2 separate regions of the Mus musculus genome follow, and region 2 is linked to region 1. The links are chromatin loops, found by intact Hi-C in ENCODE. Cell type or tissue: left cerebral cortex. All regions are shown on one strand.

Region 1 (8,000 bases):
GGCCCCCACATCCACCTGGGTATCCACACTCTGGTCTTCCTGCTTGCACAGCAAACATTTTCATGCCTGAGGTATCTACCTAACCTCGTTCCCCACCATGTTACTCTTACTCATACATGACATATAATGTCACCTATTTATTTCCTTGGAGTATCCTCCCAGTAAAAGCTCTGTGACATAGGGAAGTCTTCCAACCCCCACCCCCTCCAACCCAGTTCTATCCTTGCAGCTAGCCTGGCCCAGAGAGGGTGCTTGATAAATATTTGTTAAAAGTCTGAATATAGTTCATCATTAGAACTTTGAAATTATCATTTGCTACAGATAAAATTTCATAATCTCATCTGGAATCATCATAATCAAGAGGCTCAAGCATACATAGGGTTTTTTTTGTGGGAAACAGTGTCCTTGTTTTTCAAGATTAGTGTATATAGCAGATATGAATACATTAACAGGTTTATAGTACCATAGTCTTGTATAGGTTACAGGATACAAATCATTGAATATCCATTATATAAATAAACTCTGAAATTTCCAATCTCATAGGCTATATTTAACCTACTAAAACAAATTAATTTATTCATGAATTCATGTGACAAAAATGTATTGAACACTTATGATGGGCATAATGTTGTGCTATATTTGAGTTTTGAAAAGTCAACTTTACACTTCACTATAAAAGCCACATCTTGATGTAATATATAAGAAAAGTTTATCTTTAAAAAAAAAAAGCCTTGTTTTTCTCCATTGTTTTAATACAACCCTTATTTATTGAACTCAAAGGTCCCCAAGAGAAAGTTCTTATAGGAAACCATCCAAATGGAGTTTCAGACAATTCAGGCAACATGAATAAATGCTTTTAAAAGTAAGCAAGCATTCTTTCCATGGAGAATAAGAGACACCACTGAATTTAGCAATACTGAATGCTCACTATTGCGAAATTTAATTAGCTGTCAAAGCATAATTATACACTCATACACAGAGTTCCTCCTTGCTGGGTGATGGTCATTCACTCACATCAATCTCTCACATTGCCTTCATAATTCTACACCCAGCCTCAATTTGCCTTTGCCTTTCCTAAGAGATTATAACCAGGTTCCTTTCTTCAGAGTCATGCCTCCGCCCAGTATGGTCCACCATCTTGATGGCTTTATCAACCTAGCCTCCTGCTTGAATCTCTTTTCCTCTTAATGGACTCATTTCCCAGGCTTCTGAAGTCAGCTTCCGTCCCTCTGCTGTGCCATCCCTTTGATGTATCACCCTCTCCTCCACCACCCAACTTATTCAAGCACGAGTCTGTTTCTACCACTCGATGTTCTATTTTGTCTTCCTTGCAGCATAAAAGCTCAGTTTCCCCCGTGGCACCATGGTTTATCCCTTTTTGGCCCTGCAGGTCAATTTTCAAATGTCCTTTACTTCCAAGTCTTCTGAAAAGACAAACTTTTCAAAGGGAGGCTTGCGGTAGAGGAGAAAGGCATTAAAGCTGCTTTTAGGGAAGAAGACGAAGAGGCATTCATGCAAAACAAATGGCTTGCTGCAGGCTGCAGGGAGAGGTGCAGCCATTTACCAAACTGAATTACAGATCTCAGCTGTACCTTTAACCTCACCGGGCCAAACGTTAGGAAAGCAGGGCATGGCATTTGAAAAAGTCTCTCATTTACATGAGAAAGGAAATCAGAAATTCTCAAGTCATCAATTGTGTTTGTATGCACTTCTTTCTCTAATCAGGCTGTTTACGTTGGTAATTTCTAATATTCTTGAGTTTTCTTATAAGAAATTTACATATGTGGTTTTACTTGCGTATACAGAGATGATAACTTTTTTTTAAAGTAAAGAAACCTAAGCCTCTTAAGTGACTTACATCCATCAGAATGAGATATGGCCAAAGCATTAAGAGAGTTAAAGAACTAGGATTCTAAATTCATTTTTATAAGTCCTTTTTAAAGTCTCGGATGAGATCCAACAACCTCACATTAAAATTTCAGAAGGCTTGGCTTGAAGGATGCGGGGAAATTTACTTTACACTCATAGCTTCCAGCATAGTTGGTCCACATGTCATCATTTGTTTTAAAAACAATAAACGAGAAGGAAAAGTCATATGTAGATGGCCTTAGCTTTATTATTTTCAATGTACCCATGGAATAACACTTTATACTTTGCCCAAAGAATAAAATTTTTAGAAAAAGAAAGAAATCTTTGGTGTCAGTATATCATACATTTATTTGTACATCCTTGTGATTATTTCAAGCTTTTCAAAGAGGCCCAGTGCAGCCCATTTGGGTTCTGACAGCAATTCAGTAGAATTTAAGGTATTATAACTAAAATATGTCCCAAGCAGGTGAATCCAATCATATGACATCAGTAAAGTACTGGGCTATTATCATAAAGGTGCATTCACTCCTATGGATATTGCAGGAGAAATACAGACTCCAGGGAACCAGGCGGCAGTGGACACGCATACGGATATGCCATCTCTAGTGCTTTCCCTCTCTACGCAACCCTATCTTTATTACGCAGAGAAATTTAAGCATCTATAGACTCTGCGTGCTTTTTCTCTGTCTTGGTTCCTAGACATCATTGGAGAGCCAAACATTTGCCAAATTTCCTACGAGTGAGCTGTCCTGGGAAGGAAATCGGGGACTTCACTGACTGGAGATCTTATATCCATGGGTCTCGGGAAATTTCAGTTCCTAAATGGACCTTCTAACCATTGTGAAAGCCGGGAGAGTGGCTGTCACTAGCATCCCATTTCCCACGGAAAAACACCCAAGAGAATGCATGTTGGGGCACTCTTTTTTTTTTCCTTGTTTTTTTTTTTTTTACTTCCCTTTCAATCTTGTTCTTGTATTTTTAAAGCCCCCACCTTCTTTACACACCTCAAGAGTTTATTCTAAAAGAATCATTGCAAAGACTATCCAATCTTCAGCTAGAAGGTTTTCAGTACTTATATATGGAAGGGAGTCTGGTGATAAAAGTTGTGGGAACGGGAGAGGAAGATGACCATTAAACACCCTCTTCTTGGGGTTAGACAAGAGATAAACAATAGAAATTGCAGAGTCAGGCAGTCAATGAGAGGCTGTGAAGTGCCAAAGAAAGCGCCCTTCAGAGCCAGGGACACCAGCTGTCTCAAAAGGTGTAACCATTATCCTGGTTTGCTGCCATGTGCCTCAAAGCAACCGCTCACTTCCACATCCCCGTGTTAGGACGTTAGGGAAAGGGGAAGCGAGAATCCGTACACCCAGCCACCCAAGAACAGTAGCAGAACAGAAACTGTTCTTAGACTTGCAGGGTCAAAATAACCAATACTGTCCCACAGTGTTAGCTGGCGGCATCAAGTCAGGAAAAGCAGATCGCTGGATGTGGGGCGCAGTTTTGAGAGCGTGGATCCAATTGCACGCTAAACACTCACTCTTACACGGGATTTTACAAACCCGGCCTTACCCTACTGCCTCCCCTCCACACTTCACACACCAAGTGCATCCTGCCCACCTCACGGTTTCCATCATCAGTCAGCCAGAGAGGAGGGATCCTAGCGGGGATTCCTGGAAATGTCATCTCCCCCTACACTTCGGATCTGCCACCTCCATCCCCTCTGCTATCACACACACACACACACACACACACACACACACACTCCTTCCGTGACTGTCATCAGGCCCGCTCTTCCCAAAGCCGGGTATCTCAGCGCGCACCGGACGCCTGGCATCTCTCTAGTACACACCCTTCCCCCGCCTCGCTAGCTCCAAGCACTGCCTCCCTGGATGTCGCCTGCCGTCCCTGTTCATCCGCACTATTGTTCCACGCTTCACCCCTAGCTCCCGGGATCATCCCTCCAAAAGGACCCGAGCTCCGTCCGGGGCGTCGGGCGCCCGGCACTCACCCAGCCCGCCCTGGCGGTGGTACCTTGCCTGACAGCTGGGTCCGCGGGCCCGCGGGAGCAGGCGGCGCTAGTGACAGCGACCGTGCCAAGCCTGGGAATAAAGCTGCTCTCCAGCTGCTCCCGCCTCCAGCGCCACCATCTTCCCCCGCCGCCACCGGGACCGCAGCCGCCCGCGCCCCGCTCCTCCGGCTCTAGCTCGGCAGCCGCTCGGGCCCCTCCGGCCGCGGCCCCACCCCCTGCTCGCCGCCCGCTCGCCCTCGTGACGCGCGCCGGGGCCGGGCGGCTGCGACTGACGGCGGGGGGAGCGCGCGCACGCCGCGTGCAGCAGCGCCCCTGCCTCCCACGCCCACCCGCGTGCGCGCGCGCGGCGCGGGCCCGACGCGACAGTCCAGCTCGGGCGCGCGTGAGCGTGCGAGGGGTCCACAGCCGTCGCCGTAGCTGTGCGCGAGTCCCTCCCTCTCGTGGCCGAGAGCCTGGAATGGACTACGTGGCTGCCTCCCGCGGGGACACAGGGGGACCTCCACGGTCCTCTGTCCCAGGTCCCTAACGCTCATCCCCGGCCCCGTCTCTGCGAATGGGCTCTGGTCACGCTTAGGACACACTGCCGCGTGGACGGCTGCCCGTGTCCTCTTGCTTAGTGACACGCAGTTTTCCCGCTTCCCGGGCCTGAAAGCCAAGAAAAAGCTTGGAGCTTGCAATGCGGCGCTGCGCTCCTCGAGTGGCCGCGAGGGGGCGCCCGCGTGAGCTTGAGAGGAACAAGCTGGGCGTCTGTCTGGCCGCCCACTGGGGGCGCTGCCCAACCCGCCCCACCCAGAAAGCGTCTGGAAGGCGGGGTCGGGAAATGGTCCACTTGGTTTCTCGATGCCCGTTGCTAGGAGCTTAAAAGAGTCTTCCAGACGTGCAGAGGCAATTCGCCTGGTATATGATTAGGTTCTCTGGAGGGTGGGGACCCTGAGCACTAGGGACCAGGTAGCAGGTGTTGTGACTTAATGAAAAGGTGGACTGGCCCCTGGGCGGCGGCGGGGTGGGAGTGGAGGGGCGAGGGCGGGGCTGGGTTCAGGCGCCTGGGTTCAGGCGCCAGCTCCATCTGTAATAGGCGATTCCATAGCTACATCCTCCCCCCTCTTTGGGACAGAGTTCTCAATTTAAAAATTAAGGGTCATATTCCCCCGAAACCTTATAATTTTCAAGTCCGTCTTAGTATGCATATTCTCATCTAGTGAAATGAAGACAAGCCTTCCTTATCTGACCTAGGGAGAGATAAATCTATCATTATACAGTATTTCCATATTAAGCACAGTATCTCCAGAAATATCTACGGGTGTAGCCCGAGGCATCCTAGAATTCTTGTTTAGCCTTAAAATTCACATGAATTTCTGCATTCTACTTCGTAATTAGTTTCTTGGCTTTGACAAAGAAAAGTATAGCTTCTCCTGTCCCCCCAGTATCTTTTCATAAAACTTAAACATATACTAGAAATAAGGGCCATTGTTGTTTTTCTTGTGACAGTCATTCCCTATTCATCTTGTCAGTAAAACTACCCTCTCTGGTGAAAGCCAGATAGGGTCCTCGTCCCTCCAGAATTCATAGCACCCTGGGAAAACTACACATCAGAGAACAACTGTGAACTTTCCAACTGCCAAGGTGCAGGGGTATCTGATGTTCCCTGGACTGCCTGAGGAAAAAGCCTTTCCAGGAGACCAGTTAGAGGAAGGAAAGGTATCAGAGCCCCCTAGGCAGGACTGAAGCCCAGATGCCTTAAGCAGGCAGGCAGCAGCCATAACGTTGACTTCTTCAGGCACACACACACACACACACACACTGGAGAGTGATGAGAGTTGAGATTGATCCAGCAAGACCAGGGTGGGGTTCACAATGCTGTTCCTGAAGCGCTCCCAAGGCAGCTCCCCGGGAGGTGGGGGTGGGGCTCTCAGAGTCCAGGGCAGGACTAATTTACTCTGTGTGTCTGGTGAGCGAGCGAGCTTGTAGGTTCGGTGTGTCTTCTGGCTCTCAGCTCTGTTAGTCTTTGCTTTTGCTTTCCTGTGCTCCCCTTTGGGGGGCGATGGATGTCAGAGTAGGCTTCTGCAGTCGTTTCTGTTTCCTTCCTGGAGATGGACCGTAGTTTTAAGAAGGAAGCTAGCTTATCTCGTTAAATTTTAGGTTAAATAAGAGAGTATAGATAAAAGAGGCTCATTTTAACGCCATGATGGATAATCTTCGCCAACCCTGACAGCTCTAGAGTTACTTCAGAGATCTCGAGGAAATTAGGAGATTGATTGGACCGAGCAGGAAGACTCACCCTAAATGTGGGCAGAACTTTTTTCACAGACTGAATCCAGCCTGGGTATAAAGGAGAAATTAAGTGGAGCCCAGCTTTTGGTTCTTTGCTTCCTGACAAAGGACTCATTGAGACCAGCTACCTCTGCATGTAGCTGCCTTGCCTGCTCCTCTGTGGGGGACCCTTCTTTCCTTTAGTTTTTATTGTCCTGCATCTTTTCAGCAATGCCAAGGAAAGTGAGGAATACAGATGTATCAACTTGCTAACATTTGATTTGCTAGCTCATGTTTTTCAGCCTCACTGTGTGTCATTGGGTGATCTTCCTACCAAACCATGAGTGAAAGAAACATTGCGTTAATAATACTTTATCCTCAATCTTCTACTACAGGGCCTTGGTGCAGATTAAAGGCAATGAGTAAAGTCACTTAGCTAACATCACTATAATGGCAACCATTTGTCAAAGGTTAATAACTGGAAATCTTCCTCCCAAGGAAAATGTAAACATCCTTTTTCCTTCTGGATGGTGTCTTTGTGCCTCCTCTAGCAGGAAGCTCAAACCACGTTTGTAGTTCATGGTAGGCAATGGATGGGCCCATATGGCATTTATATTACACCCTCCCTCTGCGTTAGTCTATCTATAGATTCCCTGAGTCTGAATTACTGGTCAGTTTTTACCTTATTATTGATATTCTTATAAGTACTTCAAATATTTGTATCCACCTTTGCTATTAACAAGAGTCAACGGCTATTCCCTGTTTCAAAGAGCAAACTGCCAGCCATTGTAGCAGGTAACAAACAATATGTAGATGGGATGCCAAGTGACATGGGCCTAATTTAAAGCCTTATGCCCTGCTGCTTGTGCATCAGAAGTCTGTGTGTATCAGGTTAAAGCCTCATATTTAAGAAACATAGGCGTGCCTTGCTGTGACTCAGGGATGGTGAGCCTCTCCAGTACCATTTCTGAAGTCCCCTGCTCCATCACCATGTCCTGAGCCCACCTCGCTTGCTGTCCAAGTACTGTTTACCACTTAAGAGGAAAGCAAGGGGTTCAGGAAGGGTTTATTTACGTAGGTTTCTTTTTGACAGTGGAAACCTTAAGGTTACAAGATTCAGTAACTCCATTCATACTCCACAGGTATTCGAGCATGTCGTTTGAAGTTTGAGGTGTCTCTAGACAGTCCAAATTGCGTACGACTCTTCTAACTGTCCCTTGATTTTGATGTCTTCAGGTGACCAGTGTCTTTCTGTCTCAGTCTTTGAGTTTAAATCTTAAAAGCGGAAGCAGTATATAGGTAAATCACACAACAACCCTTTGTAATACACTTTTCCCTGACTTCAGTTTTGCTAGTGTTTGATAGTTAAACAACTTATCTAGTTACTGTAAAATACAGATTTTTTTCAAAGCATTTAAAAAGTATGAAGAAAATAAAGGTACAGGCTGTACGCATCTTAAATGTCTGTAGACTTGCCTTTCTACACCAGTTCTCATCTCACCAGCCTTCCTTCACTCTGGACAGAAGTCCGGCCTTGCTACAGAGCTTCACTTCTTTACTTCCCCAGTTCTTAAACAGGTCAAGCTCACTGAGTCTCATCCACTGTGCCCACTATGAGTCCAACCATCATTTTGTACTGTAATTATGTTTATCTGACACACTGAGAGAGATGCCCCTGTGCTCCGTGTAGTAAATCCACTCCTAGGGAATGTGGCCAGAAGAGGGCGGGTTTTACAAGGTGCCTTTCTGCACATGCGCAAAGTCATCCTCCAGGGTGACAGCCTCAACTAACCTCAGTCTATCAACTCCCAGGCTTGCCAGTCACTTGGTGGTCTGGGATCAGCAAGAGCAA
Region 2 (8,000 bases), 110 kb after region 1:
CCACACCAGGCCCAGTCTGCTCTCTCTGCTGCATGCTTATGGATAAGATGTAAGTTCTTAGCTATACTGCTTCAGTGCCAGACCTGCCTGTCTACTGCCATGTTTCCTGCCATGATGGTCATGGACTCACCCTTAATGAAATGCTTGCTTTTTCTTCTTGTACTGGCTAGTTTTGTGTCAACTTGACACAGCTGGAGTTACCACAGAGAAAGGAGCTTCAGTTGAGGAAATGCCTCCATGAGATTCAGCTGTAAGGCATTTTCTCAATTAGTGATCAAGGGGTCCCACCTTGTGGGTGGGACTATCTCTGGGCTGGTAGTCTTGGTTCGATAAGAGAGCAGGCTGAGCAAGCCAGGTGAGGCAAGCCAGTAAAGAACATCCCTCCATGGCCTCTGCATCAGCTCCTGCTCCCTGACCTGTTTGAGTTCCAGTCCTGACTGCCTTGGTGATGAACAGCAGTATGGAAGTATAAGCCGAATAAACCCTTTCCTCCCCAACTTGCTTCTTGGTCATGATGTTTTGCACAGGAATAGAAACCCTGACTAAGACAGTTGCCTTCGTCATGGTGTCTCTTCCCAGCAATAGAAGAGTAGCTAACACAAACCAGATCTCATTGCTGCTGCTTTTCATGCATACCTGTTCCAAAACTCCGATTTGAAAAAAATCTCCAGAATATCATTCTTCCTGAAGTAAAGAATAACAGTCAAATTTTCAATAAATATGTCCTGCTTATTGTTGGAACTTTAGACTCCTGAATCAGATATTTTCCTAAGATCCTAAGATAAGAGCTATACTACAGCACAAATCCTTAATAAAACTAGTGTTGATTTTCATAGCTAATCTAGTTCAAAGGGATAAGATTGAAACACGTTGGTTGCTTTCTGTGTAAGTGACTTTAGAAGAACACAGTGTGTGGTTAATCATCTAATTATGATTTAGTCTAGAATGAGCCATGAGGAATGGCACAGACTAGGTTTGTCTGTGAAGGCTTTTCCAGAAAGGTTTAACTAAGGGTGGAAGACATACCCTGACTCCGAGCCACACCATTCCACAGGCCGGGCAGGGCAGTGACTACAAATGAGCTGAGTGACATGCTGGCCTCCCCTTCTTTGTCTTTTGACTGCTGCACTGTGGTTTGGTGTTCCAGCGCTTGAGGCCATGCCTTCCCCACCATGATGAACTCTGCCTTTTCATTGTAGATGCCAAAATAAATGCCTCCTGCTGTAAGCTGCCTTGTGTCAGGTCTTTGGGCACATAGAACAGTAAGTGACACATCAGAGAAGAATTCAAAAACAGGGCTGCACTTGTACAAATCTTTACATACATGACACACCACCAGTGACTGGTGGATCGCAAGGGGATTTGATGTTAAGGTAGGGGCAAGTACTTATATTGTAAAGAGCTATTTTTATATCTTTTAAATGTTCAAATTATAATATCACATGTGCATTCATTACGATGTAAAGTCGATTGAGGACATGGAAATATATTCACTATCTAGTGGGTAGCAAAATTCAGCATTTGCATACTGGTGGGTATGGTGGCGCACGCCTGCATTCCTGGCACCTGGTACTCTGAGGCGGGAAGATTGCCATGAGTTCATGGTCTCTCTGGGCTACATATAGGGATGGATGTGTTTCAAAAAAAGAAAGTAAAAAAATTTGCATATGGTCCAAATGCATATAATAGGATTTATTTTCTACAACCGATCCCCATAACTTTTAAACTGCTGGCTAGTTCAGAAGAATTCGAGCATACCAGTTCTACACTCCTAACTTGAAATGGCTTGAAATGGCTTGTTTTAGATTAAAACAGTTGGCTTGAGAAGAGTTGTATTCTTTCTAGGTCCTTCCTCCTTCCTCCACATTCTCCTTCCTCTGGATCCATTTGTGTGGATCATGGGAGTAGAGTTACATGACGGTCAGGAGTGAGGGTGAGTTTGCCTCCCAGAACTGTGTAGACATCCTTGTCCGGATTCTTATTCTTGTCCAGGGGTATCCTGCCTGCTGCTGGTGGTGAATTGATTCCTTTTTTAAACATTTGGTATGTCTGCTTGCAGATTTATTCTGGCTTTTGCTGGCTCTTCAGATATCTGACGGCTCGTCCTTTCCAGCCTCTGGATTAGACTTATCATTCCATAGTCGCTGGTGGGATACTCTGTCCCTCAGTGTGGTGCTCTGAAGCTCACTGACAGCTCAGATTCTATCTAAGTGCAGGGCAGATGGTCTATTGTGTCAGCTTTTCTCATCCTGGTCACCAGACATGTGACAGATGACAAGTAAGGAAAGAAAGACTTATTTGGGTCAGAATGGTCCAGAGTGTTTGCCATGATGGGGAAGGCGTGATGTCTGCAGACCTGGGCTTGAGGCACAGTTTGTATACATTTGATGAAGCTCACCCCCACTACATACAATGATCTACTTCCTCCAGTTTTGCCACACCTAAAATTCCCACAACTCCCTACAAGTTCTCCAGCAGCTGGAGACCACTTGCTCGAAAACTACAAGTCTGTGGGAGACCTTTCACATTCAAGCTACAACATTTGCACAGGATAGCTCCCTCCTGTTGGCCAACATATAACACAGCCTCATACTCAGTTCTGTAATGTTCTTCTTTAGAAGGCAAAATAGATCACTCTACCTGAGAACTTCCAGCTTAAATAAATTCTTTATTTCTCAACAACCGTGGCTTTTAAGTATCTCACTCAGGACTAAAATTCCTAATTTATTTTCTCAGAAATTAATCAGCGATGCTTTATCACTTGTTGTATTTCTTGGAGGCCTCATCAGAGTAGACACTATTTTAAAGGGAAGCCAGCAATGTCTGAAGACTAGTGCCGGGCAAAGCAAGGTCTTTAAAAGAAAGTTTTAACGTTACGATGTCTGGGTGGAGCTGGAGATGCTGCAGTGCCATGTGAAGTAAGCCAGACTCAAAAAAATCAATTTTGCACAATCTCACATTTGTGGAATGTCCTTAATAATAAAGAATTGAAAGCAGAAGGGAGAGAGAGTTGGAAACAGGAAGATCTGTGGGAAGGGAAAGAATGTCCAGAGAAAGAGATGGGGGTGCAATGTGACCAAAGAACATGGCATACAGGGATGAAAAATGTCATGATCAAAATCCATTACGTTGTACAACACACGTCTGCCAATTAAACAAATGAAACATTCATGCTTTAGAACCATTTATTTAAAATATGCATGAGACTTTGTCAGAAGGATATTTGGTACCTACAGCAGCAAAATACATATTCCAGATAGTTTGGCCTCTTCTTTCTTTCTCCTTGCTACTTCTACATCTTCCATAAAGGACATGTATTGTTATTGTAGTAAGAACAGAGTCAAAGTCTTTTTTTTCTAGAGCTTTCCTTATAAAGCACACATTCTCTAAGTGATCAGAATGTAGGCATGATACTTTATCTTTTTCCGAATCCGACTCACTCCAACTGGCTTATTACGAAGCTTTAAAAATATCTTTTTAATTGCTAGTTTTTGCTGGGTAAGAATCATGATGCACATTCATTCCGCTCAGCTCCCCTTTCATTCTCGTCTGTGCCACCACAGTAGCTCCTACGCCACAGCTATTTTAAATCTAGTCTAGGCTTTCATTCCTCAATAGACGCATGCTGCCTCCAATTGCTTTTTGAATGAAATAGTTTGGGGAGTGAAGTTCTTTCCCTCCCTCCCTCCCTCCCTCCCTCCCTCCCTCCCTCCCTCCCTCTCTCTCTCTCTCTCTCTCTCTCTCTCTCTCTCTCTCTCTCTCTCTCTCTCTCTCTCTCTCTCTCTCTCTCTCTCTCTCTCTCTGTCTCTAATAAAATTCAGGTGGCTTTGTCTTCTTCATCCTGGCTCCTATCTCCCATCCTCTCTGTGATGGAATTCCAATCAGATCCTTCCTTAAAAACCTAATGACTATGGAGCTTTGAAGGTACCACCTGCATGAAAGTCTGTTTTGTTTTGCTGGCATTTGTGAAACAGCAGTTTTGTGGGAAAGATCACTATGGTTTCAGTGTGAAGTTGTCTGTCCAGCCTGCAGCATCTCAGTTTAAACACTCGTTCCCAAGCAGCTAGTGCTCTTTGGGGGAGGTTTCTGACATTCCAGGTGAGACTTACCTGTAGGAAGTGGGTCCCTGGTGGCTGATCCTTGGGGGATATCTTGTCCCTGTCCCCTCCTGTCTCCCTTTGTTTCCTGTTGGCAATTAGGTGAAGCCCCTTCACACATGAGCTCTTCCTGCCATAGTGTCTGGCCTGAGCATGTGGTTAAAATCTTGTTGTGGAAGCCATAGTGTGTTGTCCACTCTTTGATGCTTATAAATGTTCATTTACAGGGACTCCTTGGTCTGGTATGAGGCCTCTGGCTTCTGCTACTCTATCAGTACTGGAACCTCACTGGGACTCTTGTCCGATATCCTGTTGTTACCCTGTGCCATGGAGATCCTGTGTTTTGGGATCTGTAGGACCCTCCTTTTCATGCATTCTAGCATGGGGTGAATGATGGGGTGGGCCAACTCAAAGCCCTGGACCTGGGTCTGAGATTTGAGCTGGTCAGCCTACAGGATCTCCCACTCTCATGCCCTCAGGGCTGGCTCACATGCAACTTCTGCAACCAGGGCTAGCACAATCTGCTTCCTAGGCAAGGTGTAGGGCACACAGTCCCAAGTGATGTAGCTAGTGGGGAACAGGGCCACTTCGCCCACTCTCATGAGCCTGGTACCAGCTCTCCCACCTGCCATAGTTGGTGAGGGAGGAAGGAGAGGAGGGGGGCATCTCTTCCTTCATCCACACCACTGCCCAGCAGACAAGGGTCAGGACCTGCTCTCCTGTCCTCAGGCCCTTGGGGCAGCTCACCTACAACCCCCACATCCAGGACCAGCCCTACTGTGCTGCCCGTGGGCAAGATGTAGGACCTGAGGGCTGCCACTGGTGAGGGGCAGGAACAGCTCTCCTGCTCTTGTGATCCCAGAGCCAGGTCTCCTGCCAGCCATAGTTAGTGAGGGGCGAGGTGAGGCAGGAGGGAGGGTATTTCTCCCTAGTCCACGCCACTGCATGGGGGACCATGGGCGTAGGAGGGCCAGCTCCACCATGTTCCTATCCTCTGCCCAGCTCACCTGAAACTCACGCTATGTCTGGGTGTGAGGTGAGGGAGTTGCTCTCCTGAGTACTGCAGCTGGCTAGGGCCTGGGTCATCTCTCCTGCTCTCATGCCCCTAGGACCAGCTCTTCCATGATGCCCAGGAGAGGGGTTGGGCCAGTTCTGCACTGCCCTCACACATCAACATTTCCCAGGCCTGGCCTTTGGGGGTAACAGACCCCTGCTGCTGCAAGGCCACACACCCAGATGTGGTCCCCTGTGGCAGTGCAAGCCAGAACCCCACCCTGGTCCCAGGCGGCATCAACAGCTGCTCACACCAGGCTGTTCCTCACCGCCCTCAAAACTGTAGCTCTCCCTGTCTTCTTTGTGACCACATCCTTCAGTTTCTCTTTCTCTTCCATTTCTCGTCCACTTGCTCCTCTTAGGGTGCCCTGGTCTCTGAGAGTCTGGGGTCATCTCAGATGTGGTTTCAGGAGTGTATTATGGTGCTGGGCAGGGTCATCCTGGGCGTGGTCTGCCCCTCCTCTCTGCCACCTACTGACACATGTGCCACATCAGCCACACCTCCGATGCCTCTAAGGGTAGGCCGTTACTCTTGATGATTGTTACGTATCTTCTCATAGAACACTGGGGACACATTCTGCTGCAGTAGAAATTGATAAGTTACCTCTATCTAAAACAAAAAAGTCTGGCTTTCAGATATTTTCAGCTCCAAATGTAAAGATCCTATGTCAGTTGTATGTCCCTGGGCCAAATGTCTGTTTGGGATCATCTTGTTTCTCTGTTTATTTTTTCATTAATCAATTAATTACTTTACATCTTGATCACAGACAGCCCCCCTCCCTCCTCTCTTCCAAGTCTCACTTTTACAAATCTCCCCCCCCCCATTACTCCTACCCATTAGAGAAGGAGAAGCCCCCCCTCCCCCGGGTACCACTGCACCATGGTACATCCAATCACAGTAGGTCTAAGTACCTCCTTTCACACTGAGGTCCAACCAGGTAGTACTGTTTGGGAAAGGGGATCCAAATGGCAGGCAACAAGTCAGAGATAGCCCCTGCTCTAACTGTTAAGGGACCCACATGAAGACTAACCTGCGCATCTGCTACAAATGTGTAGGGGGCCTAGGTCCAGCTCCCACATGCTCTTTGGCTGGTGGTTCAGTCTCTGTGGACCCCCATTGGCCCAGGTTAGTCGACTGTGTAGGTTTTTGTGGTGTCCTCGACCCCTTCCTCTTGCTCAATCTCTGAGCTGCGCCTGATGTTTAGCTGTGGTCTCTGCGTCTGTTTCCTCCAGCTGCTGGATGAAGCCTCTCAGGAGACAGCTATGCTAGGTTCCCGTCTGCAAGCATAGCAGAGTACATGGCTCGCTCAAATGGGATACGTCGCAAGTTGGGGCAGTCATTGTTTGGCTGTTCCCTCAATCTCTCCTCCGTCTTTATCCCTTAGGACAAATTTTGGGTTGAAGGTTTTGTGGGTGGATCGATGTCTCTCTCCCTTCACTGAAAGTCCTGCCTAGCTACGGGAGGTCGCCACTTCATTCTTTATATCTCCCCACTGGTGGGAATCTCTGCTAGGGTCAGCCTCATAGGCAAAGTTTCCCCAGAGCCTCTCCTGTCCCAGGTCACCAGCTAGTCCCAGAGAGGCCTCCTACTGACTTCCATTCTCACACCTAGCCCTCTCCCATCCCCCATCTCCCCACACCTGATCATCTTTTTAAGCAAGATCAAATCTAAACTTGGTGCCTCTCCAGTTGCCATGGAGATGTGTACACAGGAGAGAGACGACATGTTGGATTTGAGATCCTACAGACAGCTACTGTTCTGGAGAAGGATGCCATAGTCCATGCATTTAGTTTTATTGGAAATGTTTAGAACAAAACACATTGATAATGAAGAATTGTTCCACATTTGGAGTTTCTTTATTTTAAAATTTTCCTCTCCTGCTAAGCTACCCCTTGTAAGTATTGGTTAAAACAAAACAAGAAATTATCTTAGATGTAATGAGCAGCAGAAGAAATCTTGTACATAGATTAGGTAAAAACATTTTTCCGGTGCTTTGAAAAAGTTAGTATGATTAAAGTTGAATATGGTGATACTGTTTTGGTAGACATTAATTTTCCTTTGCTCTGTTTCTTTCGTCTCATTTTGAAGTGCAATTATGTTTTAATTGTTTTTAGTCACACTTTATACTTTCTCTTTTGATTTAATCATTGGTGCATTGACAAAGATAATTGACAGGCAGGAATGCAATATGCTTCTTTGGTAAAATATTAGATCTTTAATCAGATTATTAAGTCGTCAGTAAAATGGGAGAATTAATATACCACTATTTCTCTCTAAATAAATCTTAGTACAAGTAATTTAGTCTCCTCACTCAGAAAGTATTGGGAGGATTATTTTTGAAATTAAAATGTAAGAGTGAATAGCTTGTCCCAATTTTCTCAAGCCAAACTTGGTGTAGTGATGCAAGCCGGGGATCCCAGCATTCTGAGCCAGGAAGCCTGAAAGGTCTGGGCCAGCCTGGGCTACATAACAAGACCTTGCCTGCAGCAAGCAAGCAAGCAAACATAACCCCTCTACCCCAAAATAGAACATCTTCTCACCTCCACCAACAACCCCCCCCCCCAGAAAGCAGAAAGTCCAAAGCCAAAAGCAAGCATGTAAAAACAACTTTTCAATATTTAGGAAAACTTCAACTTGCTCATCCAGGAGTTATGAGTGTTAAATGAATTAAAAAAAAATCAAACTTTTTCACAAATATGTCCTCCTTAGATGAAGAACCTTTTTGCGTCATTTATTAAAAATATATTTACTGAGGTTGGTACTATAACTTGGAAGTAGAATGTTTTCCCAACATGTACAAAGCCCTGTGTTATATTTGTAGCACTGAAGAAAAAGTCAAAGGCCAAAAT

What was found. Hi-C counts contacts between places; a loop is a spot of excess contacts. Peaks named below come from ENCODE experiments on the same cell type or tissue, not always from the same donor. Only the 100,000 strongest peaks of a DNase experiment are listed, where the experiment ranks them.
Region 2: a loop joins it to region 1, with 2.9 times the contacts of the local background. A loop is called at or near these places in 3 of 42 quality-filtered maps.

The regions. Positions count from the first base shown.
Region 1 is chr19:23,754,969-23,762,968 of GRCm38, reverse strand. It overlaps Apba1 (amyloid beta (A4) precursor protein binding, family A, member 1), which reads right to left and starts at 4,093. Exons shown (of 13, transcript NM_177034.3): 1 at 3,878-4,093. In left cerebral cortex, CTCF peaks have their summits at 3,879 and 4,595 (motif pointing right); DNase peaks (open chromatin) are centred at 3,678, 4,319, 4,586, 5,705 and 3 more places; H3K4me3 peaks cover 3,865 bases; H3K27ac peaks cover 2,101 bases.
Region 2 is chr19:23,641,082-23,649,081 of GRCm38, reverse strand. All of the region lies in intron 1 of 1700028P14Rik (RIKEN cDNA 1700028P14 gene), which reads left to right. It also overlaps the pseudogene Gm22144. Among named protein-coding and RNA genes, the nearest start is that of 1700028P14Rik, 7.7 kb to the left of the region's middle. In left cerebral cortex, no CTCF peak of the experiment used is centred here; DNase peaks (open chromatin) are centred at 1,581, 2,216, 3,532, 3,979 and 2 more places; H3K27ac peaks cover 1,556 bases.